3 separate regions of the Homo sapiens genome follow, and all the other regions are linked to region 1. Evidence: chromatin loops called from intact Hi-C (ENCODE). Cell type or tissue: A673. All regions are shown on one strand. Links, peaks and the distances in the headings refer to the core of each region. The heading gives the core; the rest is flanking DNA.

Region 1 (11,164 bases), core at 3,301-8,300:
ATTGCTTGTGACTTTTGCACATTGGTTTTGTATCCTGAGACTTCGCTGAAGTTCCTTATCAGCTTACAAGATTTTGGGCTGAGACAATGGGGTTTTCTAAATATACAATCATGTCATCTGCAAACAGAGACAATTTGACTCCCTCTCTTCCTACTTGAATACACTTCATTTCTTTTTCTTGCCTGATTTCCCTGGCCAGAACTTCCAATACTGTGTTGAATAGGAGTGGTGAGAGAGGACATCCTTGTCTTGGGCTGCTTTTCAAAGGGAATGCTTCCAGCTTTTGCCCATTAAGTATAATATTGGCTATAAGTTTGTCATAAATAGCTCTTATTATTTTGAGATATGTTCCATCAATACCTAGTTTATTGAGAATTTTTAACATGAAGCAATGCTGAATTTTATCAAAGGTCTTTTTTGCATCTATTGAGATAATCATGATTTTTTTCTTTTTTTTTTTTTTGGAACACAACCATAACTTTTTGTTTATTGCTTACATATTTCTTTTTTTATTATACTTTAAGTTTTAGGGTACATGTGCACATTGTGCAGGTTAGTTACATATGTATACATGTGCCATGCTGGCGCGCTGCACCAACTCGTCATCTAGCATTAGGTATATCTCCCAATGCTATCCCTCCCCCCTCCCCCCACCCCACAACAGTCCCCAGAGTGTGATATTCCCCTTCCTGTGTCCATGTGATCTCATTGTTCAATTCCCACCTATGAGTGAGAATATGCGGTGTTTGGTTTTTTGTTCTTGCGATAGTTTACTGAGAATGATGATTTCCAATTTCATCCATGTCCCTAAAAAGGACACGAACTCATCATTTTTTATGGCTGCCTAGTATTCCATGGTGTATATGTGCCACATTTTCTTAATCCAGTCTATCATTGTTGGACATTTGGGTTGGTTCCAAGTCTTTGCTATTGTGAATAGTCCCACAATAAACATACGTGTGCATGTGTCTTTCCAGCAGCATGATTTATAGTCCTTTGGGTATATACCCAGTAATGGGATGGCTGGGTCAAATGGTATTTCTAGTTCTAGATCCCTGTGGAATCGCCACACTGACTTCCACAATGGTTGAACTAGTTTACAGTCCCACCAACAGTGTAAAAGTGTTCCTATTTCTCCACATCCTCTCCAGCACCTGTTGTTTCCTGACTTTTTAATGATTGCCATTCTAACTGGTGTGAGATGGTATCTCATTGTGGTTTTGATTTGCATTTCTCTGATGGCCAGTGATAATGAGCATTTTTTCATGTGTTTTTTGGCTGCATAAATGTCTTCTTTTGAGAAGTGTCTGTTCATGTCCTTCACCCACTTTTTGATGGGGTTGTTTGTTTTCTTCTTGTAAATTTGTTGGAGTTCATTGTAGATTCTGGATATTAGCCCTTTGTCAGATGAGTAGGTTGCGAAAGTTTTCTCCCATTCTGTAGGTTGCCTGTTCACTCTGATGGTAGTTTCTTTTGCTGTGCAGAAGCTCTTTAGTTTAATTAGATCCCATTTGTCAATTTTGTCTTTTGTTGCCATTGCTTTTGGTGTTTTAGACATGAAGTCCTTGCCCATGCCTATGTACTGAATGGTAATGCCTAGGTTTTCATGGTTTTAGGTCTAACATTTAAGTCTTTAATCCATCTTGAATTGATTTTTGTATAAGGTGTAAGGAAGGGATCCAGTTTCAGCTTTCTACATATGGCTAGCCAGTTTTCCCAGCACCAATGCCTTTCTTCACAGAATTGGAAAAAACTACTTTAAAGTTCATATGGAACCAAAAAAGAGCCCTCATCGCCAAGTCAATCCTAAGCCAAAAGAACAAAGCTGGAGGCATCACACTACCTGACTTCAAACTATGCTACAAGGCTACAGTAACCAAAACAGCATGGTACTGGTACCAAAACAGAGATATAGATCAATGGAACAGAACAGAGCCCTCAGAAATAACGCCGCATATCTACAACTATCTGATCTTTGACAAACCTGAGAAAAACAAGCAATGGGGAAAGGATTCCCTACTTAATCATGTGACTTTTTTCATTGCTTTTATTTATGTGATGGATTACGTTTATTGATTTGTATATGTTGAATATGCATCCTAAGGATGAAGCCAACTTGATCATGTTGGGTAAGCTTTTTTGATGTGCTGCTGGGTTCAGTTGGCCAGTATTTTATTGAGGATTTTTCCATCTATGTTCTTCAGGGATATTGGCCTGAATTTTTTTTTTTATATCTGCCAGGTTTTGCTATCAGGATGATACTGGCCTCATAAAATGAGTTAGTGAGGAGTGCCTCTTTTTCTTTGTTTGGAAGAGTTCCAGAAGGAATGGTGCCAGCTCCTCTTTGTACCTCTACTAGAATTTGGCTGTAAGTCCATCTGGTCCTGGGCTTTTTTTGGTTGGTAAGCTGTTACTTACTGCCTGAATTTCAGAACTTGTTATCGTTCTCTTCAGGGATTTGACTTCTTCCTGGTTTAGTCTTGGGAGGGATTATGTGTCCATGAATTTATCCATTTCTTCTAGATTTCCTAGTTCATTTGCATAGAGGTGTTTGGAGTATTCTCTGATGTTAGTTTGTATTTCTGTGGAATCAGTGGTGAAATCATGTCCTTTTTAGTGACATGGATGAAGCTGGAGGCCATGATTCCCAGCAAACAAACACAGAAACAGAAAATCAAACACTGCATGTTCTCACTCATAAGTAAGAGTTGAACAGTGAGAACACATGGACACAGAGAGGTGAACATCACTCACAAGGTCCTGTGGGAGGGTGGGAGGCAAGGGGAGGGAGAGCATTAGGACAAATACCTAATGCATGTGGGGCTGAAAACCTAGATGACGGGTTGATAGGTGTCGCAAACCACAATGGGACATGTATACCTATGTAACAAACCTGTACGTTCTGCACACGTATCTCAGAACTTAAAGTAAATTTAAAATAAATAAATGAATAGAGGGATCTGACCTCTAATCTTTTCCTCCTTGGCTTGCTGAGATTGCAGGAATGCTATGGCTTGTCATTCAGAGGCTTTTTGCTTGATTGTTTAGACCCTGAACTTGTGCAGCTTAAGAGTTGTATATGTGTGTGAGGTGGGATAGTCTGGTTGTTAGGCTGAGTTTTCCATGTCTTTCCTCTCATCAAGATCTTGCCCTTCATGCTACACTTTTGTATTTCAGCCGCAAAAGAACACTTGTATGTCCACTGGTTTCACTGTACCTAGCAGAGTCCCTGTGTCTAGGAAATGTTCAGATTCTAAGCCTTAAATGACTTAAGTCCAGATCCACAAATACACTTGTGGAAAAAATGTTACTTCAGAATGTCATTTCTGCTGTCTTCCATAATCCCCTCACCAGAAAGATGGCCCCTCCTGTCTTGGAGACGTCAATATTTCTCTGATGTTTTTACATAGATGTTCTTAATGCAGCTTTTCTAGTTTTTTTTTTTTTCTTCTGGGGCACACAATCTACTTCATTCTGTTTTACAGTCGATATCCCAACATATTTTTTTCTAAAAAAATATAGATTAATATACAGAAAATTTGATAACAGATGCAAACATCTCAGTGGTTTTATAATGTTTTCTACCAGAAAGTGGCACATAACCAATGTCTGTTGTTGCCTTTGACTGCAGAGTGAGAGTGGTAATCTGTTCCTGTTTGCCTAGGACATGTGAGGTTCTCAGGATGCTGGACTTTCAGTGGTACAGCAAAAAATGTTCTTGGAATATTAAGATGAGTTGATCCACCTAAAATGAAAATCTACTAATGCATTCATTTTTAACGTGAGAAACACACAAGAACTCCAAATATAATAGTTCTTATTGTTTCTACTTTACACCAATGTCATGTGCCGGAGCAACAAAATGATATTCCAAAATTCTTATAACTGTTATTAAAACCTTACATTCAAACTCATAAAAGATTCAATCTCACTACTTGCTTCTTTTCTTGGAGAACATTACAAATACTATTTTGAAATAAATCTTTATGTGCTTTCTAAATTTTGTTTTGCTGTCTGATTCTATTAATTTCATAATCATGTATGATCTTCTGCAGCATATGGAAAGACCCTGAATTTTCATCCCAGATCCTCTGATAATTAGTTACATGACTTGATCAATTCTTAAAAACTCTGTTTTTAATCAGTAATGCATGAGTTATATTTGTTTCTTATATATTAAATGAGTTAATATCTGTAAAATACTTAAAACAATGGCAGTTGTATTAATGCTATATAAATATTAAATAAATGAAAACAAATGCATCTACTATTTTAAATTTTGACAACATATTTTCCTTCATAAGCTGCAGGCATAGTTATTTCTCCTATTTGAATTCAAATTGTTTGTTTTTTATAAGAAATTTCATGTAGCCATACTCTGTAACAAGTTTCGGTTGTTACAATGTGTCATGTGTTTGTATTAAACTAGTTTTGCCCAGGTTATTCAAAGAATCACACAGGGATCATTCAAAATTCCACTTGAATGTGTATGTATTTATAGGCTCCTTGAGGGCACCATCATTCATGATCATGAGTTTTACTAGTACATTTATGCTGACATCCTCTAAGTCTACTTTTCAGTATCTGCTGACCCAGTGCTGACTCTCCCTTTGCACCATTGTCTTTATGACATTTCAGTGTGGAATAGATGTCACCTGCAGTAACTCTCCTAATATGAGCATCCAGATTTGCTGCTTGCAGGCATTTTCTAGTACACTAGTCTGATCTTTTCCACGATGCAGGTTTGTTACAGCAATATGAAATTCTGGCTTGCTCTCTTTCTACTTATCTATAGAAATATTGCTAAAGTAAGTATATTTTTCATTTATTGATGTAACATTTACAGTCAAGTTTTAAGATGAATAGTTCAGTGTTCATTGCAGATTAAAATTTACATGCTTGCAGAATAATCTTATAATTAAAAAATTCTTAAAAATTATATTTTCAATATTATGAAGGCAAATTTTTAAAAAAGCAAGCATACTTTAATTATACTAAGGAAGATACTCAACATGTAATCACCAACTATTACTGTTTGTTTACTAAGTAATTATTTAAAAAATCAAATACATAAATAGTAAATAAAATTAATGACAGTTGTTCATATATTTTCTATGTAATATAATTGTTAAACTCACACAAATTAGTTTTCTCTAAAAAATTTCAAATGTGCTATTCTACCAAGAAAATTCATTCAACTCATATATTTTCTGACTTAATATAGTAAAAGCTGACATAGGCCATTTATACATGCCATTTTATTCTGAGATTCAATGCATGTTTATAAGTTATTCTTCTATCAATATGCTTCATTAATTTCAACAACCAATAAATGGAAAATTGAAAATTATTTTGAATATAACTATTATCAAGGGTCTGAAATATATGAAAGAAAAAACATTGCTGTCAATTATTAATCTGTTCATAAAACATATGAACAACAAAAAAATAAACTTTGTTGTCTTGGTCTTTTAAAATCACAGTACTGTAAAGGTATCTTCAAAAAAATCATCTTTTGCTACGATTTTCATGTGCTGGTATTAAATTAACAAAAATAAATATCTTAGGGAAATTAATATTTTATTTGAAAAATAAATATCACCAGCCTCTCATAAATATTTGCAATTATTAAAATCTAGACTTAGATGTCAAACTGAAAATTTGAACACAAAAGCTGGAAGTCTGTATTTATAAGTTACCAATATTTTTACAAATTTAATAATATATTTAATTGAAAGAATACTTACCTACTTAGAAATGGGTGACTGCATGGATGCATAAATGTAAATACAATATTCAAAATACATTGTTTGTAAATAGAATGAAATAACTTCAATGTCCTTAAGTCAGGAAAAAGTATTAATATATATGTTATGCCTTCCACTTTGTTTCATTCCTTCATTAGTGTTGCCTTACTATGTTTCTGCATAAACTGATGTCTTCGGTTAATAAGCTGTACTAAGATTCTTTAAATTTAACAGGAGAAATACGTCATGTCCACAGGTCATATTTTTACCAGCAGATGGCTCCCCTGGTGTTTTCCCCTACTAAGGATTCTTACAGGTTGAAATGCCAAATCAAACAATACCAAATGTAAATATGTATTCTCTACTTCATGCCAAGATTAATATACATTTTCACTTCCATCTAAGATACTTTTACAAGCTTCTTGAAATGCATTGAAAAGCTAACACAATTACAAGCACATTTCAAGTATTAATAAAAACATACTTTACAATTTTCTGTTTTTTTCACCAATGGAAGAAGACAGACTGCAGTTTCCATGCCTGTATCTACAGAGAACTTCAGAAAACATTTTTAAAGTACTAAGTCACAAAAATTAAAACCTGAACAGAAACGCACTATTGATTTATTAAAATTTATTATTTTAAAAGACATTCTATTTAAAATACAAACATGCAAACATAAATTTTCAATAGTATTCTATGTGTTATTAATGTAGTTCAATTTTAATAGCCTTTGATCTATGCCTTTCCAGGAACTAAATGGAGTAATGGTAGATTGCTTGGTTCCAATATAGTGTTAGCAAAAAGAGTCAAGAGGGAAAAAAAAAGGAAAGTCCTACCCCTCCGAAGATAAAAAGCTAATCAGCTATAAAAGAGACCGTCAATAAAATATTTTATTTGATCTTGGTTGAGATGCGGTGCTTTTTAAGAACTAAGTGTATTTTCAAGTTGTCCATTCCTCAAAGATATGACAATTGCTTCAGACTTAGCCATGCATAATCTCATAAATTCCATTTCATTGTGACATGTAGTAAACCCATTAGTTTATTTATACCATATATTTTTACAGTTTTAAAAATAAATGTACTTACACTCTCTTTAGTCACATAATAATCATTAATATTAGAAATTGAAAAAATAGATTTCATATAATATAGCAAATTTCAGGGCATTTTTAATTCTTACACAGTAAAAAAAGTTACATACTTTGAACAGACTGTCTTAAAATATTTTCTTAAAATCATTAGACAAGTTTAGATCTTTGTTTAAATCATGTATTTTTCATTATCTTTCAAAATGAAAGTATGATTGCTATTCCAAATAAATTCAAATATGCATTTATAAGAGGAATTATAGATTTTTCACTGTAAATTTTATTTTATTTTCTGTTGTTAGTAATTAAATTTTTTCTTTTATAAAAAATAGCATTGTGAAGATACTTTACTAGATATGTTAAGATAAGATTTTTTTTTTTTTTTGGCTTCCAAGTGTTGTATTTCACTAAATGATTATTTTCTTAAATGGTAGTTTTTTTTTTGACAGTCAAAATTCTTCTCTGCTAAAAATAATTGTGGATTGAATAAAAATAGTGGACATGAAATGTAATTTATTTAAAAAACATTGATTTAATTAACAAAATTTAAAATATAAGTTACATTCTAAAAGGTGAAAGTCAATTAAGAATATTCATAATTGTGCTTATAAATATGCATAGAGAGCTAAGAGGCAGCTAATTTATAATGCTAAGACCTGAGTTATCAAAAACAGCACACACAGTGTCACTTACATTTATTTCATAAATCCAGAAGAGATGTTCAATTTCTTTTAAAAATTAATTATTTCATGCATATTTTATCTAAGCAAATGCAGAGCTCTGTTTTCTTGTTTTTAAATTTATGCTTAGACTGCACAGTATTATATATACTTATTCTGAAATTATAGTTACTACTTGTTTCCAATATTTTTTTCAACAATTCTCTGAACTAGAAACTTAAGGAAGAAATGCTATATTTATCTGTATCTCTGTATCTAGCTATATCTATAGCTATCTATATATCATCTATAACTCCTTATTTTATGTATTTTCACTTATTTATCTTTTATTGGTTTCTAATTTCTATTTTATTTTGGTTTGTTTTTTGAGATTGATGCACAATCATTAATTTTCAACATTATATTTACTATGTGAATCAAATACTGTGTATTTCCATTTTAGTACTTCTGCAGCTGTAATTTCCAGGATTTGATATGTTTCATAATTCTTTTCCTAAAATACGTACGATGTATTTGGTGATGTTTTTAGAGTTTTGAAATATTTTTATTACTGATTTTCTATTGAATTACACTGTTCTAGGAAAATATTCTGAAATGAAAAAGCATAGATTAGGAATGCTGCAGCTAGAGCACAGGGGGCAATAAAAGCTCTACTTCCGAAGGAAGGAAAGAAGCACTTGTGAGGGCCACACTCGTGATACATAGGCCCACTGAAGGACTAAGAAGTAATCAGACGACTATAGAAACACTCCTGTCCTCCCACACCTAACCAATAAACCAAGTCTCCAGTATAATAATGGATTATAACTCAGACTTTTTGTTTGTTTGTTTGTTTTAGACGGAGTTTTGCTCTTGTAGCCCAGGCTGGAGTCCAATGGTGCGATCTTGGCTCACTGCAACCGCCGCCTCCCAGGTTCAAGCGATTCTTCCGTCTCAGCCTTCCGAGTAGCTGGGATTACAGGTGCACGTCACCACGCCCAGCACATTTTTGTATATTTTTAGTAGAGACAGGATTTCACCATTGTTGGCCAGGCTAGTCTAGAACTCCTTTAGAGCTCTTCTCCTTAAGGGAGAAGATTTATTATTCTCGAGGATAATAAATCGAGGAGGAAGATTTACTATCCTTGAAGGGGTCTGTTTTGGAAGCTGCCATGCCCTCAGCCCCTAAATAAAAATATAAAACCTAAATATAAAAGGTGCCATGCCCTCAGCCCCTAAATATAAATATAAGGATCCAATTTTTTGGATCCACTATAAGGATCCAAAGGTCAGTTCTAGAACTCGTGAGGTCTCCTTTTTTTGGATCCAATATAAGGATCCAATTATTTTCTTCTGCATGTAAATACCCAATTTTTAAATGCCATTTATTTAAGAGATTGCCCATTTCTCATTGTGTGTTCTTGAAATTTCTGTCAAAAATCAATTGACTGTAAATGGGCAGGTTTATGGGCTTTCTATCCTGTTCCATAAGTCAACGTGTCTGTTTTTATGCTAACGCCATGTTGTTTTGATGCAATTACTTTATACTTTGAAGTCAAGTAGAGTGATGCTGCCAATTTTATTCTTTTTGCTAAGGATTATTTTGGCTACTTGGCATCTTTTGAGGTTCAATGTGAATTAAAAGTTTGTGTTCTCCATTTCTGTGAAAAATGATACTGGGATTTTTATAGAGATTACAATGAATCTGTAAATCACTTTGGGTAGTATGAACATTTTCACAGTATTAATTCTGGAAATTAATGAACACTAAATAGCTTTCCATTTATTTGGATTTTTAACTCAAGCAAGGAAACAACCTAATTATTTTCAACTCAAGCAAGGAAACAACCCAATTAAAAATGGGCAAAGGACAGATTTTTTTTTTTTTTTTTTTTTTTTTGAGACGGAGTCTCGCTCTGCTCAGGCTGGAGTGCAATGGTGTGATCTCGGCTCACTGCAACATCCCCTCCGGGGATCAAGGGATTCTTCTGCCTCAGCCTCCTGAGTAGCTGGGATTACAGGCGCCCGCCACCATGCCCAGCTAATTTTTGTACTTTCAGTAGAGACAGGGTTTCACCATGTTGGTCAGGCTGATCTCAAACTCCTGACCTCATGATCTGCCTACCTTGGCCTCTCAACATGCTGGGATTAAAGGTGTGAGCCACCATGCCCGGCTCAGACATTTCTTAAAAGAAGACATACAGACATACAGACGGCCAATATGTACAGGAAAAAATGCTTACCATCACTACTTATTAGGGAAATGCAAATTAAAACCAAAATGAAATATCACTTCCCACCCATTAGAATGGATTTTATCGAAAAGATGAAAGATGAGTGTTGGCAATGATGCAGAGAAGGGAATTCTTGCATATTGTTGGTGAGAATATAAATTAGCACAGCCATTATGAAAAATGGTATGGAGATTCCTGAAAAAAACTAAAAATAGAACTAATACATGATCCAGCCATCCCATTTCTGGGTATATATCCAAAGGAATTGAAATTAATATGTTGAAGGGATATCTGCACTCTCTTGTTCATTGCAGTATTATTTACAATAGTCAAGATATGGAATTAACTTAAATGTCTATCAATGGATGAAAGGATAAGCTGTCTCTTTCTCTCACTCTCTTTCTCTCTCTCTCTCTCACACACACACACAAAAACAAACACACAGACACACTGTGAAATGCTACTCAGCCTTAAAAAAAGAAGAAAATCCTTTCATTTGTGACAACATGGATGAGTCTGTAGGACATTATGCCAAGTGAAATAAGACTGGCACAGAAAAATAAATGCTGTATAATCTCACTTATATATGAAATCTAAAAAGTAGAGAGCACAGTGATGTTTAACAGAGGCTGTAGGAGTGAGGAGGAAGGCAATGGGAAGTTCTTGATCAAAGGGGACATGACAAACAGGCTTTGAGATATATTTCACAGCAGAGTGACTACAGTAAAAAACAATGTATTGCATATTTCAAAATAACTGAGTAATTTCAAATCTTTCACCATAAAAGTGATAGGTGAGATGATGGCTATGTTAATTAACCTGATATAATAATTTCCCATAGTATACATATATCATAACTTCACATTGAACACCATAAATGTATAAAATTATGATTTGTCTATTAAAAATAATATTAATAAAACTTAATATATTTAATATATTAAAGACCATGATGAAAATAATAAACCACATGTAAGAACAGAAGGACAATGCAATTATACACATAGAAATGCTAGAAATAAAAATATACTGTAATAAACATAAAGAATACCTTTGAAGATCTAATCCGTAGACTGGACAGATATGAGGAAAAATCTGTAAACTTCATTATAGGTCAACAGAATTTTCCTAAACTGGAAATACAGAAAGAAAAATATTTTTAAAAAAATTATCAAAAAAAGGCAAAATAAAATATTTAAGAATTGTGAGTTAATATTTATTAAAATTTCATTTCCTTTTATACTAGGATCCACCATTTCTATGGAAAATCTTGTTTTGTTTTCAGTCTTTTTGTTACATAGAAGGCAATCTGTCACAATTCTTCACCTGATTTATATTTTACTTACCCTTCTTTGGTGTATAATACTATGGATTTTAACACATATCATCACTACCACAGTGAGTCAATGAAACAGTTCTTTCTGTTCAAAA
Region 2 (11,164 bases), core at 2,816-7,815, 1.7 Mb after region 1:
AAAAACCTAGTTCAAACTTTCTCCATTAAGCCTTTATCAAACGGTTTTCAGAAAGAGGACATTTTCATTTTACCCCCATATTTCCATTGTCCTTTTTGTTGAAGATTTCCTAAAGAAAAAGTGAAAAATTCATGGGCCTGGTTATTCCACAGACAGATTTCATACTTATACTTGGAGTTAACATTTTTCTCTATCTACTTTTAAAATTGCCAGCTAAAAAAGTAAAACAACAAATGAAGGGTCAGTTAGGAAACAGAGGAACAGATTTCAATTTTGAATTCAAATTTGGTTAAGCAGAGAACGTATAGGGGAAAAAAAAATTGCAATTGGATTTAATACACATGAAAGATTGAATTTAGATAAACCTTAAGGTTTTCTATTTAAAAAAAATTACAGGATCTGTTAATACTTTACATCTTTGATGGGCTTGTTTTTACCATAAAGTTTGTTACCACATACCGAAAAGAAAAGTATTTTAAGATAAATTGTTTTACCAGAATTCTGAAGGAAAAAAAAAAACACCCCTTAGAATTCTTTGTGGCCACATAACATCTGAATAGTCAAAAGTTTACACTGTAAATAAAAGGAGGAACAATATGTGGATTCTAGTAGCTTTAATGAAGGCAATATTTTGGATGCCACAGCAAAGATAAAGAGCATTTCAGAAGAGGAAAGGCAAGGTTTTGAGATTTTCAAGATGAGTTTCATATTTTTAAAACACTTAACTGATTTTGTCAATGTCCACATGTAGTTATAGTTTTACTATAGGTTCTGACATTTTTCATCAGACTTATGAATGATATCATAATCAGGGGATATAAGTTGAATTATCTTCTCAGCCTAGGTACAAAACTAAGTGACTTGGGCATTTTGTTACTGGGTGTAAGAATTGTCATCAATCTCTGATCTTGCTTTGACACCTGATTTGAGCTCAATGCATATGCCCTTAGTCATAAGAATATCTTGGCACTGAGTCAGAAACAGAAGTAGAAGCAGGGATGTCAGCAACAGTGAAAGCAATAAGTTCTGCAGGAAGAACAGAACTTCTTTCCATCTCTCCACACAATCAGGTGATATCTTTCTTTCAACATCTTTTTTTTCAGAGCTAACTTTGACATGCCCAGGTTTAGGGAAGTTATGCTCTCGTTTCAAAGCTACCAAAAATGATTATGCAGTGTTTCATCATTCAAAAAGACTCTAAACCTACAGGTTCTTAACAAAATGTATCAGAAATACAACAGCTCTGTCTTCACATATAACACATTGTAATATGGGTAATAGAATACCTTTCATTTTCAAGAGAACAATCTCCCACTTATTGTAATTGACTCAAAATAAAGTATTCATGTTTGTTTTTATCTAAGTCAATGGCATATTCTTCTTGATACAATTTGTTTGGTTTTGATACAGTTTAATACATTGCAAACTCATCAATCCATTGTACTTCTTATTGGTAAGTAGATAGACTAAATATACTAAAGAACCTTTTTTTTTTTTTTTTGAGACGGAGTCTGACTCTGTCCCCCAGGCTGGAGTGCAGTGGCGCAATCTCGGCTCACTGCAAGCTCCGCCTCCTGGGTTCACACCATTCTCCTCAGCCTCCCAAGTAGCTGGGACTACAGGCACCGGCCACCACGCCCGGCTAATTTTTTGTATTTTTAGTAGAGACGGGATTTCACCGTGTTAGCCAGGATGGTCTCGATCTCCTGAGCTCGTGATCCTCCCGCCTCGGCCTCCCAAAGTGCTGAGATTACAGGCGTTGAGCCACCACACTTGGCCAAGAAACATTTAATTAGGCATGCTGAGCCTTTCTGTTACTGGGTGGTGAAGAAGAAAGGCTTCTTTTTACTAACATTCATTGGGTTTTAAAGTTTAATGGTACTGTAGGAGTTGGTTTGGGTCGAACTGTAAATTTATTATGATGCCTTTGGGCTGTATATCTTTGAAATCCACCACAAGAATTATTTTCTATTAGAATTTTTTAATGTAAAAAATCATCTGTGTGAGTGCAATAGAAAAAAATACAATTTCTCAAGAATTTGTATTATCAGGAGTAAAAATTACCAAAATAAAAGAAGATGGCCATAGCATGTTGCCTCTTCACAACTACTAACCCCTGGTATACACTTGATTTCTCCATATAAAAATTATGTCTCTTCAATTCAGATTCCCTATAAGCAAACTAAAGATGGTAATATTTGTTTATTATTATTACTACTATTATCAAACATTTTAATTTAAGGATGATGTTTTAAAAGTAAAATGGGATGTTGGATGTCTTAAACTGGATCTTACTTCTCTTATATTTCACCTTTAAGATCTCACTTTTCCTACAGACCTAGATAAATTTAAAAGGTCTTGTCTAATTAATGAAGTTATTAAATTGTTTTTACCTGTAAAATTTATTCTATAAATAGAAAAATGGAAAAATAAGTACTTGCTTTTTATTAGACTTATGTTGCATACTTATATGAAGAAATTAGTTCCTATACTCTGAAGACTTCTGAAGACTTAAAATAAATCACAATCTCACTGAGATGTATTCCCTATGATTTAAATAACAAAATGAAACAAATTGGAAGATAAAATAACTTATAAATTCAGAAATATTAATTACAGTGTTACTTTTTACATGTGAATATTCCGAAAGTGAAGACTCAAAATTTCATCCAGCTTCTCTTGGATGGTGGCTAGACAGAAGCAAGAAAAATAAATGCATAAAACAGAAATTGTTATACATGTAATAAAAAATGTGTAATTTACATATAAGTAAAATTCAGCATATATAAACTATATACATGTATATACAATGTATATACATATATAATAGTACTATATACACACACACACACACACACACACACAATGGCCCAATTATACATGTGTTATTGCTCCTATTACTTTTAAAAGGCCTATAGTATATTAAACAGAACATAGTATATTGAAGTGAATACGGTGATTTTAGTGATACTTATTTGTGTTCTGTTCACCTGAATATTCAGTGGAAAATTTTGAGCTAAGTGTAAGTTATAAATGTCTAAGTTCAAATGAAACTAGCTCAAATCACTTAAGATGGAGTGTCCATTGATTACCACTTCCTCTCACATTATCTTGACTTGTTATAGTCGTATTTCTCAAATTTTGTGTAGCATTTCATTAATGCTCCCTTTGTCATAGCCATTTCACAAAAGCGTAACATTTATTGTCCTAGACAACATAATTGCAAAAGGACAGGACTGTACGAATGATGAATTTACACTGAGTGAATCAAAATAATGTGTTGCGATGGTTAAAGTTCTTTTGTTCTATAATTGCATTATAAATTTTCATAATCCTAAACATATTCTTTTCAAATATCAAGGGTTTAAAGTAATAGTGCCAGGTTTCAAAAGAAATCTTCAAGCTCAGTCATTAAATTTTCCTTTCGATTCCCTCTCTCTAAAGTTTATTAAAATTATAGTGTTCATCATCCTTATATTTAAGTATTTGCAATTACATAAAATAATATAGCATTCTAAATAAAAATATAAAAACATCTACATAAATAATACCACATATGATGTATAACATGATGTTAAAACTTATTGAATTAAACTAATAGTTCATTTCCAATTATTTCTCACTAATCATCTTATAGTTTGAGATATTACAATATTTTTATTATTTCTAAATATTATTACTATACTTGGTAATAAAAATAGCAATGAATAATAGCAAGTAACTGCCAGAACTGGGTCTGCTTTAGTCAAGTTAGTCCTCACAATGAAGTGAATTAGTAATCTAACTTTTTCTTAAAAATAAATATTTTACTACAGCAAAAACATAAAACATATTATAATCATAGTACCTACATGAATATCCATCGTGTTTAATGAAATCAGATCTAGTATTATAAACTGAAGCTAACTTAGGTAATTTGAATGCACAGCAAAAATAAATGTCCTAACCAGGGGGTGGAAAATTCCATAAAAGCAAAAAACTATTCCCTTAAATACAAAATTCCATTCTCATATAAATTTATTTTTGCTAAATAAATAAATTTATTTCTCATTCAAGGGTGAAAGTACCACCTATATTTAAGACCAAACAGTCTTTCTGTATTTAATAAGTGAAATATAAACATTATAATTATCAAGTTATATTGTGATTTGATATTGTTTATGGGCACTCATTTTTCAAACGTTGAAAGCACCAGGGTCTTTTGAGATTGTACTTTAGCCTGATTTGTATAAAATGCTGTGTTATGAATATGTGCGTGGTCATTAAGGAAATGAGGACTACTATCTGAAGCATCTAGCTTTGCACTTTTAAGTTTTTACTATGCATATGCTTTCTATTATTCCCCAAACCATTTGATTAGGAGGAATGGAAGTATGATAAATTGCTAGTTCAGAGAGACTCTGTAATTTGGGTTTTAAAACACTTAAAGTGTAATATTGGTTTTATGTACCTTAAAAAAAAGAGACAGATGATTAGAAAGAATAAAGGAGGTGGGATAACCAGAAGAAAGGTGATTTGTGGGAAAGTAAAAAAAGAAAACAAGAAAGAAAAGAAGAAGATAAAACAAAAAAGAAGAATGACACTTATCTAATAATTGGCCTGACTCTTCTGCATAAGAGCTTCATTTCAATATTACACAGACAGATAAAGTGAATGATGTTCATGGGCTTTTTCCTTTTAAAATAATTCCAAATTATATTCAAATAATTGAGCATAAAAGTTATAGATACATGTCAAGAGCCCCAAAACTGCAATTTTATATGTATATACTTGTCTTTTTTATTTTTATGCATACCTATGCTGATATTTCTATATAATTAATTAAGAGGAATATAAATATATTCTTGTAGACATTCATGGGGCTTTTCATTTTGTTACTACAATGCCTTCGTGCTATTGTAGTCACACACCTTCAGAAGCTGCTAGACTCATTCTCTTTTTGTGGAAAAAATTGTGATGTAAGGCTTCAGTGACTTGTGATGAATTACATTCAACACCTAATGATAATTCCTGCTATGGGCACTTTGAGGAAACCCTAGCAGAGAGCACTGACCTCGCTGCACAGTTCTGCGGGTCCTGGGTCTGTGGATCTCTGGAACTCTGCTGCCCTCTAATGGCCTACTTAGATAAGTGCCTGCCTCATAGGTCTGTTTTCTTAAGTTTCCTCCACCAATTTGATACCGGCACCATAAAAATCCAATATTCTTTGGTTTCGCTCACATATAAATGGATCTAAACTTGGTTTGTTGTCAGGTTAATTTTTCAACATAATTTTAATGTCATATGACGAAAAACTCATTCAGCATCCTCTGACTTAGTTCAAGCGTTATTGGGGCCAGTTGCTGTAAGTGGTTGGAAAATGGTAACCAAATATAAGTGACAGCTTTCACAGGATTCTGGCCATCTAAATTGGCTCCACGGCCTTTGATATTTATTGGGTTGTGTGGGTGTGTGTGGAAGCGTGTGGGTGTGTGAGGGTGTGCATGTAATTGGACTACATATTTTAAAAACAATAGCAATTTTACTTTCCAATTTCTTTATCTCATTTATTATCTTAAGATGTATGGATCCTAGATTATCTTCTCCTAATTAATCCTGTACTTCTTAGCGATCTAGTTACTTTATTTTCTCCCCCTTGCATCTTGCCTGGGAAACAGTGCATCACTGGTTACTAAGACTGAAATTCATAATTCAAGGAAAAAAAAGTAAACCGTAAGTCACATTTTAAGTCTCAATTGTATCCTGGTTTGGACTAGAGATGGTGGGATATAAGATTTATCAACATCACAGTGCATCAAACCCGTTAATAAATTACTTTCTGTGTAACAAGTAAAAGAAATCATTTCTAAAATGGAAGCACGAAAGGCATGGCATAGCTGGAGTTTAAGGTTCAAGCTTTGTATCCTCTATATATAATGTATTATGTTTTTCAAAAACTTTTTATTAGGAAAGCTATACCAGAGGCATAATCACTATACAATGATTAAACATTACCTTTACAATTTATAATCACTGAAATTACAGAATAAATATATGCACATTTCTTTTGAATCTTTGTGTGTGAGAGAGAAAACATTAAAAGTGCTTCCTACAAAGCTGTTAGTGATATATACCCAGTTGCTTTTTTTAATATTATATATATATATAAGAAAGTGCAGATGTTCTCCAAAAAATCTTGGCATCAGGATGAAGTGTCACAAAGAGGGTGCTCATCCCTAGGCGTGTGTCTTCGGCTGTTAAACCACCAGGCCTCTACTTCAGTAGAATCCAGCCTAGAATGTGACTTTTCCCAGGGTGGTAGGAGAGATGCTGTGAGCTGTACACTAGCAGTGAAGGGTGGTAGAACTATGGAGAGGAGAAAAATGGATCAAACCCGAACTAAGCAGATTGAGTTGAATGGAAATGGTATGGAGTGTGTGTGTGTGTGTGTGTGTGTGTGTGTGTGTGTGTGTGTACCTGCACCAGCAGGAAGAAACTGCAGGTTTAGGGACCATGGTCTGCAGATGGATATGTGTATGAGAGACAAGATAGTGAGTGAGAACATTCGAGCAAGACCCGCCCCCTCCCTCCCCATCTTGCAGTTTCCAGGCATGCAGCAAACTGCATTGTTAATACATGTACAGAATCTGTGCCATGATGATAAGAAAGAAAGCCACAAATGACAAATGTCAACTTGTTTCCCCCCCTTTAAATCAAAACTACAACTATAAAAAAAATAGTTACTGAAAATAAAAAGACACATTGAATTTTACTTAATTAGGATCCATACAATGATCCCCAGTATATCTTATACATGGCACAGTCAAAGTCTCAAGTTTCAGTATAAAAAAATAATGATAACATTTGCTGGCAAAAGTCTGCGAAGGCACTTTCATTGATTAATGATCTGAGTATGGCCCTTCCTCCAAATCGCATCTGAGAGGGGAGAGCATACATCTGTATTCTCTAGTTATCATGCGGTTTTAGTTTTGTTCAGGGTAGGAAAGATCGTGAGGATGGAGTTACTGGGACAAGTGTAAAGGGAGCAAGGGATATATTTCTTTTATTTTCCTTTTCTTTTGAAAAAAAAAAAGCACTAATATATTTTCTTCTCTCTGTTAGAACCTGTATGTTGTCTTCTCCAGGACTTCGAGGTAATCCGGCTTGGTTTGAAGTTTGGCCCTTAACTCGAGGTAATCACTTTTTTGGGTTTGGTGGTCTGTGAAGCCCTTTCCAGCCGAGAAGAGAAGGGTTTCTTTGAGCCTGGCATCCTGCTGTAAGTCTGGGTATTGCATGCCAGGAGGGTGCACGTGCAGTTCCTTTAATTTGGGCACTGTTCCATAGAGACAGTCCACAAATCCCACTGTGCAGGGGGCAGGCTGTGGCCTCTCTCGATCTAGTAGCATACTGCCACTACCACAGCCTCCCCCAGGAGGAAACAGCACCACCCCACCATTTTTCTCATGGTGGCGGAACCCTGCCAAGTCTCCCCCAGTTCCCCCAACTACTCCTGAAACCCCACCAACTGCTGGGTGGTGAGGGTGATGGTGATTCACCGTCACTATGGTGTTAAGCTGGGAGCTGGACACTGCTAGGGCCCACTCCTTCTCTTTTTCCAGCAAGGTCCGGTAGTTACTATGGTTCTCCTTGGGTGTCTCAGCAAACTGCTCACTTCCTAGGAGAGCCTCACCCATTCCCGGTGGTTGTGTCCCTGGACCCCCACGTTCTGCACTCCCTGCTTCTTGGGCTGATGAAACAGCCACCTCCTCCTCCTCACGAGGCTTGTAGATGGGGTTGTTGCACATTTGGGTAACCGGGTGGGGGATGTACTCATACACATGACCCACGGGAGGGGCCTTCTCTGGAGAGGAAAGAGTTGGTCGACCACCACCCCCACTTCCGCCACCACCACCTCCACCATCCTCAAACAGCCTGTGGCATTGCATTTGGATGCCAGTAAGGTCCACACCTTCCTGCCGCTTGCTTCTGAAGGGCAGCTTCTTTCGACGCCTTCGGAGCACGTAGGCAAAGAGGCCTGCAGCAACAAAGACTGCTGAGAAAAACAGAACCAGCAGGCTGAGAATTAACACAGAAAGTGGCACAGGGCCCCCAGGAGGAGAAAACTCATAAGGTGATGCACTGGTTGGTGCCCCAATAAGGTGAGAATCTCCAGGCTGGGCTGGGGATTCTCCAGCTGGTGCAACGTGCAGCATCTCTGGGCAAAGAACTTCCAGCTCAATAGTGCGCACATCACGGTGCGTGAGGTTCTCAGGGCTCCTGCAAAGCACATCACCAACCACACTGACTGAGCTGATGGTTTCGATCCACTGTTTAAAGGGGACCAGGTCACAGGTGCAGTCCCAAGGATTCTCATTGAGGTCTATCTGGACAATGGCATTCAAGTGTTCCAGGACACCAGCCACGGGAAGATAGAGGAAGTAGTTCTTCCTCAGGTTGAGCCGGGCCAGGGATGTGCCAGCAAAGGCGTCTGTTGGCAGAGTCCTCAGTAAGTTATTATTGAGGAATAGCAGCTTCAAGTTGGGCATGAGGCTGAAGGCTGCAGGCTGGATTTCCCGGATGACATTGAACTCAAAGTACAAGTAGTGCAAACTCTGTAGGCCTCGGAACATGCCTGGTGTCAGCTTCTCTATATCGTTGCCATTAAGGAAGAGGCTCTTTAAGTTGGGCAAGTTGATAAAGGCCCCATCTTGGACATAGGAAATACGATTGTTCCCCAGATGCAAGAGATCCAAGGAAGAAAAATTCCAAAAATCAGAACGGTATATTTTCTGAATCAGATTGCTACTCAGATACAGTTTCTTGGCATTCAAGGGCCTTGGAAGAAGTTCAGAAATGTTATTAAATCCTCGCTCTTTGCAGTTGACAGTCAAGCCAAGGTCATTGATGTGCAAATTACAGGTACACCCAGTGGGGCATATAATGGGGATTGGTGGTCTGGTCTGATAAGGAGCAATGGGAGGCTGGTTTGGACCAGGATATAAAGCTTGGGAGGTGGAGGGTGGCCTTGGTGTTCGAGGCTGTTTGGTGGGCTTAGGCTGTTTATTTGAGGACTTGTATTCGACAGAAGAAGCAGTAAAATGAACAGAGGATAGCATTGAGGAAGGCTTAGTTGGCCATGCATTCTCCTTACTTGATGACGAATGTGGAATTCCCAAACTAGCCTCTACCTCAGAGTCAGACAACAAGGGACAGAGTTCTGTCTTCCTGATTTCTCGTAGGTCCTTTCCATGGAAGTGGAAAGGGGTCTCACAGGTAATGTCTCCCACCAGGGCAGTATAAGGAATGCGTTCCAGCCAACTCTTCAGTTGTACAATTTCACATGTACAGTTCCAAGGGTTTTCTTCCAGCTGGAGCTCCATCAGGCTTCTGCCAATGTGATCTAGCATTCCTCGGTAAAAAAGAACCTTTAACCTATTTCCACGTAGGTCCAAATGGGTTAAAGAGACAGCCTTAAATAAATTGGTTGGAAGCATGGGGATGAGATTATCATTTAAAATCAGAACCCTCAATTTACTTAGGTTCCGAAATGCCCCACTCTCAATACGTTTAATGACATTGTAATCTGCCTGCAGATATTCTAGACTTTCCAAGCCAAGGAAGGTGTCATTTCTGAAGACATCTAGTTTGTTTTCATGTAGATATAGTCTCTTTAAAATCTTAAGACCATTGAAAGCTCCAGTCTGAATGTCCTGCAATGCATTGTTCCCAAGATTAATAGACACAGCATTATTCAAATGAAGAAAACTGTTGGTATATAATTTCCTCATAGAATTCCTCTGCAGATACAGTTTAAAAGGTCTTGACCAGAACTCGGTAATCTGACTAATATTTGTAAATCCTTTACTGTCACAATGTATATGAAAGAGGCTTTCTTTAACTTCACAGTAGCATGGATCAAAACAGGGCTCATCTATTTCCTCTGAGTCCTCTATTAGGGGAATCGGGGTAGTCCATCCTAGAGCAATTGTGCTTAGAAGAATTATCCACAACATCCTTCCTCTGTGAAGCATCTCAGCTATGGAAGGTTTCATCGTTCGTGGTTGATTACAAAACTGCAACAGAAATAAAAATGCAGATTTTTAGCTTTTAGTCATATGTACTATTTTAATTGACTCCTACATGTGGGGCATTTTAAGAGCTATATAAAAACTTCAGCAATTGTTGAAGTGACACTCAAGATGAGCTAGCAACATACTTAATGTTTAGAGTGTGTCCTATATTTTAAACTTAGGAGACTCTGAAATATTGAACCATGCAGTGACATTTTCCTGAACCAAGCCATACTTGGTAAACGGCATATTGCATGAACAAAAGCAGCCTGCATTGCCTCTGTATAACAAACAACAGAACTGGTATATCGTACTTCCTTTTAGGCATAGGCAGATTCAGTAATAATGGCAATAATGTGGCCATCACACCTGTTTGCCTGTTAAAACTCATGTTGACATCAAAGATACTCATAATAAATCTGATTGGAACTCTGATGGGAAAAATATGTTCTTTGAGTTATAGGTTTTGATGATTAAAAAGACATGATATACTCCAAAATTATTATATTGATTAGTGTGATAAAGTATGAGCCTATTGCTCAATATCAGATGTTGAGATGTGTAAAATGATCAGCATCTCAGGAAAACTTAAGATTTATTTTTATGAAATGATCATAACATGCTTTATTACAGTGTATAGTCAGTATGTACACTATATGTCCACATCTTCTTGCCCAATAATACATTATTGTCATCTTCTTTAATTTAATAAATAATTTGTATATATTTGTATCATTTGACTATTTAAAACATGTAGGAGTGATTAGCCCTTCTAAAAAACATGCCCGTGCAATTGTCAGAGCTAAAGATAGGGACAGCTAGAGGATGCTGAGTCTGAAAGTGTCTGAATTAAAACATTTGCAAAACTTAGTTTGGAATGTGTATCTGCGCCTTCAAGATCAACTGAGGAACCCTGTAAAAAGCTGGAAGAGCAGGTGGCTGGTTAGAGGGGAGGTGGGTAGTTAAAGTCAAGAGAGAGTGGAAACCTCTATTCTTACCTGCTGATAAATGATCTATCACACGAAATAAATTTCAAAAAAGATATCATTCTTTTCCAATCAGAAGAAACAAATGCAGTGCACTATTCTGATAACAGTCTTTCTCTATGCATCGTT
Region 3 (11,164 bases), core at 2,981-7,980, 480 kb after region 1:
GATGTACAAATAACGAGTACATACACATGTAAAGTGAAATAAAATTAAGGGATATTAAAAGGAAAAATAGGCTGGGCGGGGTGGTTCACGCCTGTGATCACAGCACTCTGGGAGGCCGAGGTGGGCAGATTGCTTGAAGCCAAGAGTTCAAGACCAGCCTGGGCCAACATGGTGAAACCCTGCCTCTACTATAAAATACAAAAATTAATAGGTGTGGTGGTGGGCACCTGTAATCCCAGCTACTTGGGAGGCTGAGGCATGAGAATTGATGGAACCCGGGAGGTGGAGGTTCCATCTAGCCTGGGCGACAAAGTGAGACTCTGCCGCAAAATAAATAAATAAATAAATAAAAATAAAATAAATAAATAAATAAATAAATAAATAAATAAATAAAATAACAATGCGATACCACTACAGACTAATTAGAATGGTTAAAGTCCAAAAAATATCAATTTTAGATAAAGATAACAAGCAACAATATTTTTATTCATTTATGATGGGATTGCAAAATGACATACACACTTTGAAAGATAGTTTGGCAGTTTCTAAAAAAGCAAAACATAGTCTACCAAAATGATTTTGTAATCATGCTCTGAGGTATTTGCCCAGTTGAAAATATGCCCACCTAAAAACTTGGATGTGACTATTTATAGCAGCTTTATTAATATTGCCAAAAACTAGACACACCTAAGATGTCATTCGATCGACGAATGGATAAACTATGGCACATCAACTCAATGGAATCTTTTTCAGTGGTAAAAAAAGAAGTATCAAGCTATGCAAAAACATAGATGAATCTTCAAAATGTATTAAGTTAAAGGAGTCAGTCTGGAAAAAGGATACATACTTTATTACTCTATTAAGTAACATCTAGAAAAGGCTAAACCACAATAATCAACACACAAGTGGTTGCCAGTGGTTTGGGGGAAAGGGGCACATTGAAAAGTAGCACACAGGAGCTGTTTTAGAGCAATGGTATTATTCTCTATGAAACCTTAATGGTAGATATATGCCACTAAGTATTTTTTGAAGCCCATAAAATTGTAAAGCAGTAAGAGTAAATTTTAATGTATGAATTTATTTTTTAAATGAAGCAGCCAAAAGATTCAGAATGGAATTCAGAATTTTGAAAGTAATCTGTTTTACAAATGTATGAAATGAGCTCACTGAAGAGGTTTGGAAGAAAAGATGCCCTGAACCAAGTAACTTTTGCAATGAATGTAGTCTTTACAGACTAAAGGAGAAAGAAAATCCACACAAGAGCTGCATTCTACTTAATGAAAATGAAATTGTTTCCCATAGGTTATGGACTAACAATTTAAGACACTGCTATTTACGTATATTTGCATAGAACAATTAAATCGATGATGGATGTTGGCAGTGATGTTTTTCACTGTTGAAGTGGGAAGTTACAGACAAGAAAGAGGGAAGCATAGAATTATCCAAGCAGTTCTGTATCACCGTTGGAAACATCAGTATGAATTCATGTTTAGCTTAATATAGAGGCAAATAAATACCTATATCAATATTTACTGGTATGCATAATATATCAGTTAGTATGCACAGTATATTTCCTTTCTCTCTCTGCTAAAGTAATCGGTGTTTTTTTTTAAGACTAAGTTAATGAATATGCAGTCTGAACTTGGATCATCTTGAAGTGCCAGAATGTAAGGAACCACTCAAAACCAAGCAAACAGAACCACAAACAAGTGAAGAGGATACGTCAAAAGAACACAAGAGCCAATTTAAAGAGTTCCCAATGGCCAAAGTTGGAACAATTGGAGCAACAAAATGAAGTAGGAGTAGATTATAATCCAAAGCATGGCATAAATACCCATGAGTCCACAGTTATATAAAATAATGATTGAACATGTAAATAAAAGGGCAGAACATACAAATCTCTTGTGAAGAGGAATTCCAAATACTGTATTGTCACTACCCTGCCCTCTGTGAGATGGAGTATAACTCTCCACTCTTTAAATATGAGCTTCACATAGTGAATTCTTTCTAATTACTACAGTATGAAAAGGGGGAAAACAGTAAATGCATAGTGGAGAAATCTAACAAACACTGTGTCAGCCGGGTGATCAAGATTAACTGCAATATTGTAAATCATATTGATAATATTGATTCTTGACACAAGGTGATGAAAATCTCACTTTTGGTCTATGGTTTTCCAAAAACCCATGACCTTAGTCTAATCATGAGAAAACATCAGACGACTCCCAAATGAGGGATGTGCTAACAAATAACTGATTAATATTTTTCAAAATTGTCAACGTTATCAAAACTAAGGAAAGTCTGGGAATTTGTCACATCCAAGAACAGCTTAAGTAGACGTGACAACTAAATGAGCTGTGGTATTCTATGGGAAATCTGGAACAGAAAAAGGACATTTAATAAAACAAAATAAATCTGAAGAAAGTATGGCCCTTGGTTAATATTAATGTTTCATTATTGGTTCATTGATTGTGACAAATGCATGATACTAATATAAGATGTTAACATTAGGCAAAACTCAGTATGGGGTATATAAGAACAAGCTAATGTCTTCAAAATTTTTCTGTAATTTTAAAAGTATTCTAAAACTGAAAGTTTATTTCAAAAATAGATTCACCATCATTCACACACATAAAGCCTAGAATTATGAAATTTAAGCACTAAAAAAAGTTTTTCAGCCTCTTTAAACATAAAAAGTAGCTCTATTAAAGCAAAGGGAATTATAGTGCCTTACTCAAAAAATTACTTTGAGAATCAAATAATGTGTCTTAATGTCAATTCTTATTAATAGTGATAGTCTCAATGCCTAAAACAAGTTTGTTTATCAATGAAATAAAGCAATCACAACATTCCCTTATTCTCTTTTTCACTCTAGCACACACAGTAATCCATTTAACCATCTTTACCTTTCACTGAGTTAAAAAATCAATCAATCAAAGATTAGCTGGCTCAGGCAAAGAAACAGGGGCTTCAAAATGATGGAATAGATTCTTTTGAAAAGTTGCATTTCTATGTTGGGATGCAGAAAGTGAAAAGTGGGAATGTGTATTTAATTAGCTACATAATATAGTCCATGTTCAGAGACTGGTATAGAGTCAGTACAAATAAATGTTAGTAATCAATGATGCTTTATCCAATGAATTTTTATTAAGTATGTTTCATTGTTTGCTTTAAATAATACATGAGCTTAATATATCCTGTAAATCTACTTATTAAGTGTGCACTATGCATTTGACTAAGCTATGAAAATTAATTAAAATTTAAATATACAACAATACATATACACATGAATATATATTCTTGATTTGGAACTCAAAAACAATGAATGAAAAAGAATGTATGCAAATGAAAATAACATAAAACAATAAAAGGTTGAAAAATGGGTTAATCCATCAAGAGCTCATCACAAGAAACTGTATTCAATGTATTTGTAACTATGTTACAGCAACAAGGTCAAGGAGTAGCTATGAACCAAATGAGAAGATTCAGATTGTTAAAGGTGGAATTCTAAGAGGAAAGAGTTAGGCAAGAAAGTTGCTGAAGTTCTGTAGGACTTGCTTTTGCTATACAGGGAACAATATAATTTTGAGAACGAGACTAAAATAAGAAAAAAGTAGGCACAGTGATTGCTGGGTTTAATGTGTTTAAACAACAGGCGGCTAGGTTATGAGGAACAGATGAATAGGAGATCATAATTAGTTATTGTTATATTGAATATTAAAGTTTTGTGTGTTCAACTATTTTGTCTGATGGCAAGATCCAGTATATACCTATTGTCATACATAATTGAATATGAAGAATAATATGGTTGAAGCCAAGTCAGTGGATGTGGTTTTTTTTAATACCCAAGATGAGTATCTGTGTACTTGTTTACCTGGAACAACCTGGTGTATACTTGATGTCCTGACATAATTATCAGTAACACTTTTGTGTACTCTTGAAGTTTACTAATTTGAATACAAATGATATGATCATCTCCTCACTTTGGGTCAGTAGCAAATCACCATAACAATTTGGAAATAGCCAGGAATTCTTAAGAAAATAGAACAAAGGAGAGAAGTGGAAAATTGTAAGTTGATATTTTGAACAGGAGCTGAATGAAAACTTTTGCATGAAGGAGACAGAGTAACAGGGTGGAAGCCATCCAAACTTACCTCCTATTTTTTCTTAGCAGAGCTCTTTTTGGACAAGTCTGGTTTATTCTGTTATTGCAGTCCATGCCCTGTACTTTATCATGAACTTTATTCATACTATGCCCCTAAATGAAATAATTTTTCTCTTCTCCTTCTTCAAAACAATTTCTTTAACCATTCAAAGCTTAGCTCCAAAATGACCTCAATAAAATACCTTGAAGAAATAGGAATAAACAGTCATCCAAATTCTTTAAGAAGGTTGCAGAATTTAATTTTTGTTGATCTTGTCCTGCAGAATACATACCAAGTCCCGGTGAATTTTTGATAGTCTCCAGTGACTGTTGAAAACTACAAAAATAGCCTAGTGAGAAATATTTGATGCTCGTACTTATAATCAAATATAAATATCAGTTCAGCTCAGGATTGAAGTATGTTTAATCTCTCCATACATACTAAGCTTTTATCTTTTAATAAAGAGACGGTAACTACATATGCTATATGAGTTTGTAGCTACATTTCTATAGAAACTATTAGCCTAATAAAGTTTATTGTATGACCTATTTTGTATGTTCATACACACAGAAATACTAGTGGCTAGGTTAATGCCTACATGCTGAGAAGATATTCCTCAAGGAAGCATAATACAAGTGAAGAAGTATACATGTTCCCTTTTTGTTTGTAGTGTTGGATATTGTTTTGTTCGGTTTTGTTTGTTCTGGGGTTAGGCAAGCTCCCTTTCTGTACTGCAAAGTTATAAAATTTATCTTTAAAGACTTTATCTTATTTATTTTTAATATCACATAATAGTTGCCTACAGTTGATAAGGTTCGGGAAGTATCACCTGCTAATGCCCTCTGCTGGTAGAACCTTATGAAAGATATTTCTGCATTTGAGAATAGTTGTTCAGTACTGTAATTCATTACTAAAAATCCCTTAACATTATGAGCAACAAAAACAATTTCTCATATTTATATTAACTATCTTTAAAAATGGTCTATACTTATATAAAGGCAGTCTTATTTCTTTGAAAAAAATTTTAAAGGACATGAACATCATATGATTCTTTCTCTTAAGAAGTTCTGTTCATTATATTAATGATTCATGGATGACTTCTTTAAGAGAAATAATTTCACTTGCTTACAGTATATTTTCTATTTTTATTGCAAATAGATATACTTTTGACAAAAGTTGTAAGTAAATAACTAGCCTTTTTTCAAAAAATTAAAATACATGGCTGGACTAAATTATAAGAAGATATTATCTTTTAATCATAATAATATCTCCTTAGCTGACAATTCTATTATTACTTTTAGATGATGTATCAATTGAAACCCAAATATTATGTGTATTTGCTTTTTAAGAGACTCATTAAAATTGCACAAATTTGATGAGTGACTAGAGAGTTTTGAAGTGAACTAAATGACGTGTTAGAATTTTAAAATAAACCAAGGTTAGTGTTAAAAATTTACCAACACAAATTTCTTTCATAGCAATAATATTTCTAGTACCTATTCTGATACTTTAAATAAACAACACAATCTTCTAAAAACTTTTATTATGCATTACTTATACGCATAATATGATATAAAATTTAATCATTAAAACACTCTATATGAACTTCTTTTAATAAGTTTCAGTTAAACAAATTCTAACAACAATTTACCTTTATTCTCTTCTCTGTTTCATTCCAATTCTTTATTTTTATAAATACAAGTCATGATGTACATACATGTGTTTGTGTGTGTATACTTTTTGACTACATAGATGGTTTAAAAACCTCTGATATAATTGTCATGGGATCCTTGGGGTGTTGCCTCACCATCAGGAAACCTCTGTGGCTAGTGGTGTCTTCTGCCTAAGTATTGCTTGCACCTGCTGGACTCATTCTGCTCACTCAGCCCAGAAGGCTATCCTTGGCTCCTGTTAATGGCCAGGATCCCAGACCTGCCAAGGGCAAGCCAGTTGCAGAGCAGCTAGAGGTGTGTAGGCAAGTGAGTGCAGGTTCTGGCCACTGCACACAGCCAGGCACTCTGGCTGTTGCAGAGGGGCAAGGAGCCCTGGGAGCTGGCACCTGTGCCAGCTGGACCAGATGCACGTGGCTGCTGCTTTGGGCAACTGCTGCTTTGGGCAACTGCGTCTGGACAAGGCGAATGCAGTGTCACGCAGAAGCTTGGAGATGCCAAAGAAGGTGTCACAGCCCTCATGCAGGGAACCACTAGGTCTGGGCTCCCAGAAGAGCTGCAGTTCTGCTCTCTTTCTTGTTTCCCGCAACATGGCGAGTAGTGGTAGGGGGAGGATTTCAGCCCTGTTTGTGTTACAGCTATTCTAGTCCTGCCATTCAGCATGTCACGAGTTCTTTTCCCATGTCCGGGAAGAATGAGTGGACAACTGAAGGGTGAGCAAGGTAAAGACGAGCTTCCTTGAACAACAGAACAGTTCTCGGGAGACCCACAGTTGGTAGCTCCTATCTGCAGGCAAGTCATCCTGTCTGAGTGTACAGCTCTCAGCAAAGAGGAAACCCCCAGTGGGTAGATCCTCTCCGCAGGAAGGTTATCCCTATGTCTACTCAAGTCTAACTGAGTCTGGCGTTTCTATGGGCTTCAGAAGGGAGGAAGTACATGCTGATTGGTCCATGGGTGGCCATGGGTGGGCCTTGAAAAAGCACCGTAAGTTATCACTCCAGAACTGGCAGCCTAGTCCCCAGGCCTCAGACCATCTTTGACCTGAAGGTGTGGTTTCACTGGGGACCCTCCCCATTTTGCCTGAGAGCCTATCTGCCTCTTGTCACCATCCATGGTGCCCAGGCTGCTCATGGCAAGAGGCACCTGTAGGCCCACGCTGAGCCACCCTCAGCCCCCACCCCAGCCTCCCTCCTATGCTGGTCCACGCCCAAAGTCTGGGAGGGGCCGAGGTGACAGGTGGCTGGCATGTCAGCTCTGCCTTGAGATGTGCACACCTGGCCGGGTTGTGACTGTGCCTGGGCTCAGCTTTAACTTTGCTCTGAAATCCGTGCTGGGGGTGGGGAGAGGCCAGGCAGCGGAAGCAGGCACTTCCAAGCCTGCAGTGCAGGGAGGCTTCCCGCCCCTGAAAGTGCAGAGATGCCTGGGTCTGCAGGGGCAGCTGAGTGGCAGCAGCTGTGCCTTGGAGGGCAGGGATCCCACCCGTCCAAGTTGGAAGGGGACGGAGTTCTCACCTGTTCCTGGCTCTTGTCGGATCCACGGAGAATGCAGCCCTGGCTGTGCCTGCCACACTGCAGTCAGCATGGCAGCAGCTGGTCCAGACCTCCGCTGCTGCCATCATAATCACCGGCATCAGCACTATTCACAGTAGCAAAGACATGGAATAAAGCTACATGTCCATCAATGATAGATTGGATAAAGAAAATGTACTTATGCACCATGGAATACTATGCAGCCATTAAAAATTAGATCATATATTTTGCAGGAACGTGGATGGGGCTGGAGGTCATTATCCTTAACAAACTAACACAGTAACAGAAAACCAAATACTGCATGTTCTCACTTATAGGTGAGAGCTAAATGATGAGAATACATGGACACATAGAGGGGAACAACACACACTGGTTTATTGGAAGATGGAGGATAGGAGGAGAGAGAGGAACAGGAAAAATAACTAATCGTTATTAGGCTTAATACCTGGGTGCTGAAAAAGTCTGAACAAGAAACCCCCATTTGTTACATTTTTCTGTGTAACAAACTTGCACATGTACCCCTGAATTTAAAATAAAAGTTAAAAAAAAAATCTGGCATCCTATTAGCCTCACTTTTTCCCTCAGTACAAATTCCTTCAATATAAGAACTGTTTGAGTTTTAGCTTCTCAATATTGTATCATAATTATCACAACTTTTTTCGTAATTAATTGTAAGTTTATAAACTTATTATTAGTTAACATAATTTGGCTCTTCACCAAATTGTTAGTAATGCCAAGATTCCAGATTTAATCTTTTTAATTCTGACATTTTGATAGCCTGGCTTTAGGATGGGAATTGGGGAGACCTATACCAGATGTTATTCCCAAGGAAACTACTGGAAATTGTAAACTTTAGCAAGATAAGCAAGATGTATTTTGGAGAGATGATGTGAAGACTGAAAAAATAAGGCCTCTCTTAAAGGGCTAGTAGTATATTTTCCTATTCACGTGTGATATCAACGAATTGCATATAGTTAATTGCATTGTTTAGAATATTGCGAAAAAATGCTTTAAAATTAATTTTTCCTATAGAGTTACAAAATAATATTTGAGTCACCTATTTTTAGCTAGTAAACATAAAATTTCAAATCAGTTTAGTCTTTAAATATTACACTTGAATGATAACAGACCTATAACTTACAGCTATTTATTTTCACTCAAATCATTCCAGAAAGTATTTAATATTATTGAATAGCTCCATAACTTTAAATGACAGTAAAATAATACAGGTAAGTAGTTACAAGCGCATGGTAGACATTTCAGTCAGCCAAGCTTGAGATTTAATCTCATTTCAGCCATGTTGTGAGTGTGTGTTGTTGGCCAGGGTTCCCGATCAATCAGTATATTTTTGCACTGCATCAAATGGGTACATAATTGTGTTCTAGAGGAATTACCTTAGTGATTATATGAAATAACAATAATCCCTTAGAGCAATTCTGGTACCTAGTAAACACTCCATTAAAGATATTCATTCCATGTTTCTTTCCATGCAAGCTAATTTTTTATTGAATGCCAGACATTTTAAATTTTATGTCACTGGGATTTAATGAAAAAAAATTTTTTGAAATGTGTCTCAGGATTCAGTTAAATTACTCAGAAACAGTTTTATTCTTTTGATGCTTGATTTTATGCTTTGGTAGCCAAGTCCAGAATAACTTTTAATCTAGAATTTATTCAGCCATACGAAGGACTCTACTTGATAATCCACGTGTCATTAGAATGTTCCACTCTGGTTGTTCAGATGACCCACTTCCAGCCCTATGTGATCTCCAGTAATTGTTCTGCTTGTTCCTTTCCAGTGGTCTTTCCTTGGTCATGAGATTCCTCATGAGTATGTGCCAATCCACATTCAGAAGGAGATGTAATTTATCTGCAGACCTCTGGAGCTCTCTCTCTCTTTCCTGTCTAAAATTCTGTTTTGTGAATTCTAGCCAAGTTGGCCTTCCCGAACTCTATACTCTGTCTCCTCATCTTATGAAGATTAGCATGCTCCAGTTTGGGCAACCTGTCTTGCACTACAGCCTAAAAATTTTATACAAGAATTGGGCCAGAACAATCTTAGGTATCGTGTTATTTATTTTCTTTATTTCACTGGCCTAAGAGTCACGTTGACTAATGAAAGGAAAATAAAAGGGGCTTCTTAAACTTGGTAGTTTTTTAGTTGTTAAAGATGGGAGGTAAGTCTAGTTCCAGTTATAATATCATGGCTAAAACCATGTTAATATAATGATTTCTTAAAAACACTTTATTTTCTTTGAGATATATATTGGCTTTACTTCCTATTCTTTCAATCTCATTACCCACAAATCTCTATTTCTATTGTTAAAGGTTTTGCACATCCTTCTGAAACAATTCTGTATAAAAATAAATAAAAAGAGAAAAGACTTTGAATAGGGCAATGTATCATGCAATACTAATTTTATAATATTTTTATTACTTTCAGGTGTTACCTTTGTTAATTCTTCCTTTCTTCAGGATAAGGTGTTTCTTCTGAGGCTTTCTCCCTGGATTCTTGAACTGAATGCTTTTTCAAAAATTATTTTCCATATTTTTTAGCTTTTGACTAAATGCATTCAAGGATTCACCTTTCTGGCCTTTAGAGGAATAACTTTATTGCTCTTCTTACATTTATTTTATTCTATCTCCTGATTCAATTCTCTTTTAAGTTTCATGGCACTGTCAGTAAAACCTCCCATTTCCATTTTTCTTTCTTATTAGACACTCCATCTTAACGTCCTCTTTTTATGGCTGGAAAGTTTAGCTGTTTAAGAGTATAGTTACATATCAGTGGAACTATATTTATTTCAGGTTTCCAATGGTTATAAGTGGCATAATCTTAGGTCTCCCGGGCATGTATGTAAGGTTATAATGCCTCAAGTACATTTCAGTCTCTCTTCTTCTGTAAAGACTGAGTTTATTAAGTTAGTGGGAGATAAATATAGTTCTTCAAAATAAATATTTTAGAAGAATCACACAATATAGTCTGTATGAAAAATCCTTAAAGAAAAATTATAACTTTGTGCCTGCTTTAAAAAATAAAAACATTGCCCTGATTATATTAAAAGCTTCTATCCTGTAATTATATTATGTTTTAAATACACATTACCATCTGATTCATCCTGGATTCTCAATTATTTTTCTTCTGAGTCCCCAAATAGAATCTATTTTATCTCAATAGAAGTACAGATGTGTTTCCATTTCTCAAAAAGGTTTTTCTCTTCATTTTAATGAGGCTTGGAAAAAAATAAATTCAGGTGGTCAATCAGCTCTATTAATTCATAAATTTCAGAATCTTGAAAAATACCTGTAGGGGGTGTTCTGTACCACAGAAATTCCCATTCAATATCAAGACACATTCTCTCAGCTGCTGGAAGAGTGGATTATGTCTCATTTCAGAAATTTCCCTCTGCTAAACAAAGCTGCCTTACCCTAGGTTCTACCCTCTCTCTCAGGTATCTCTCTTTAATCTAATGACTGGTGCAATTGCACAGCACCTTTGCCTTGACACATGCCAATTCTGAAGGGCCTGAGAACTCCAGAGTTCTCTGTTGCATCTGTTTAAGCTTTTGCTACAATTTTATTGCAGTCCAACTTCTCCCTTTGCAAATCCTGCTTCCCCACTTACTCACAAGGGTGGTTGCGAAGCTTGTTACAAACTTTGTTCACGCAAAATTCCATCTTAGTGTCTGTTTCCTTTAAATCCTAACCTAAGACAAAATACCTGATCAATTTTTATGCTAAATATATTTTGCACAAATTTTCTGACTTACAATCCTCATATTTATTAGTACATATTTATCAGTATTTTTGCCCACTCTTC

Evidence for each region. A loop is a pair of places that touch in the nucleus more often than their neighbours do. Peaks named below come from ENCODE experiments on the same cell type or tissue, not always from the same donor. Only the 100,000 strongest peaks of a DNase experiment are listed, where the experiment ranks them.
Region 2: a loop joins it to region 1, with 9 times the contacts of the local background. A loop is called at or near these places in 3 of 110 quality-filtered maps.
Region 3: it touches region 1 in a loop (3-fold over the local background); 5 of 110 quality-filtered maps call a loop at or near these places.

Annotation. Positions count from the first base shown.
Region 1 is chr3:163,470,344-163,481,507 of GRCh38, forward strand. No RefSeq gene overlaps it. Among named protein-coding and RNA genes, the nearest start is that of LINC01192, 170 kb to the left of the region's middle. In A673, for the core only: a CTCF peak has its summit at 6,026 (motif pointing right); DNase peaks (open chromatin) are centred at 4,698 and 6,028; H3K27ac peaks cover 3,999 bases.
Region 2 is chr3:165,180,800-165,191,963 of GRCh38, forward strand. It overlaps SLITRK3 (SLIT and NTRK like family member 3), which reads right to left. Exons shown (of 2, transcript NM_001318810.2): 2 at 5,921-10,052. The coding sequence starts at 10,031. The coding sequence ends at 7,098. Among named protein-coding and RNA genes, the nearest start is that of SLITRK3, 10 kb to the right of the region's middle. In A673, for the core only: a CTCF peak has its summit at 5,129 (motif pointing left); a DNase peak (open chromatin) is centred at 5,082; H3K27ac peaks cover 508 bases.
Region 3 is chr3:163,946,610-163,957,773 of GRCh38, forward strand. No RefSeq gene overlaps it. Among named protein-coding and RNA genes, the nearest start is that of MIR1263, 220 kb to the right of the region's middle. In A673, for the core only: a CTCF peak has its summit at 5,003 (motif pointing left); no DNase peak of the experiment used is centred there.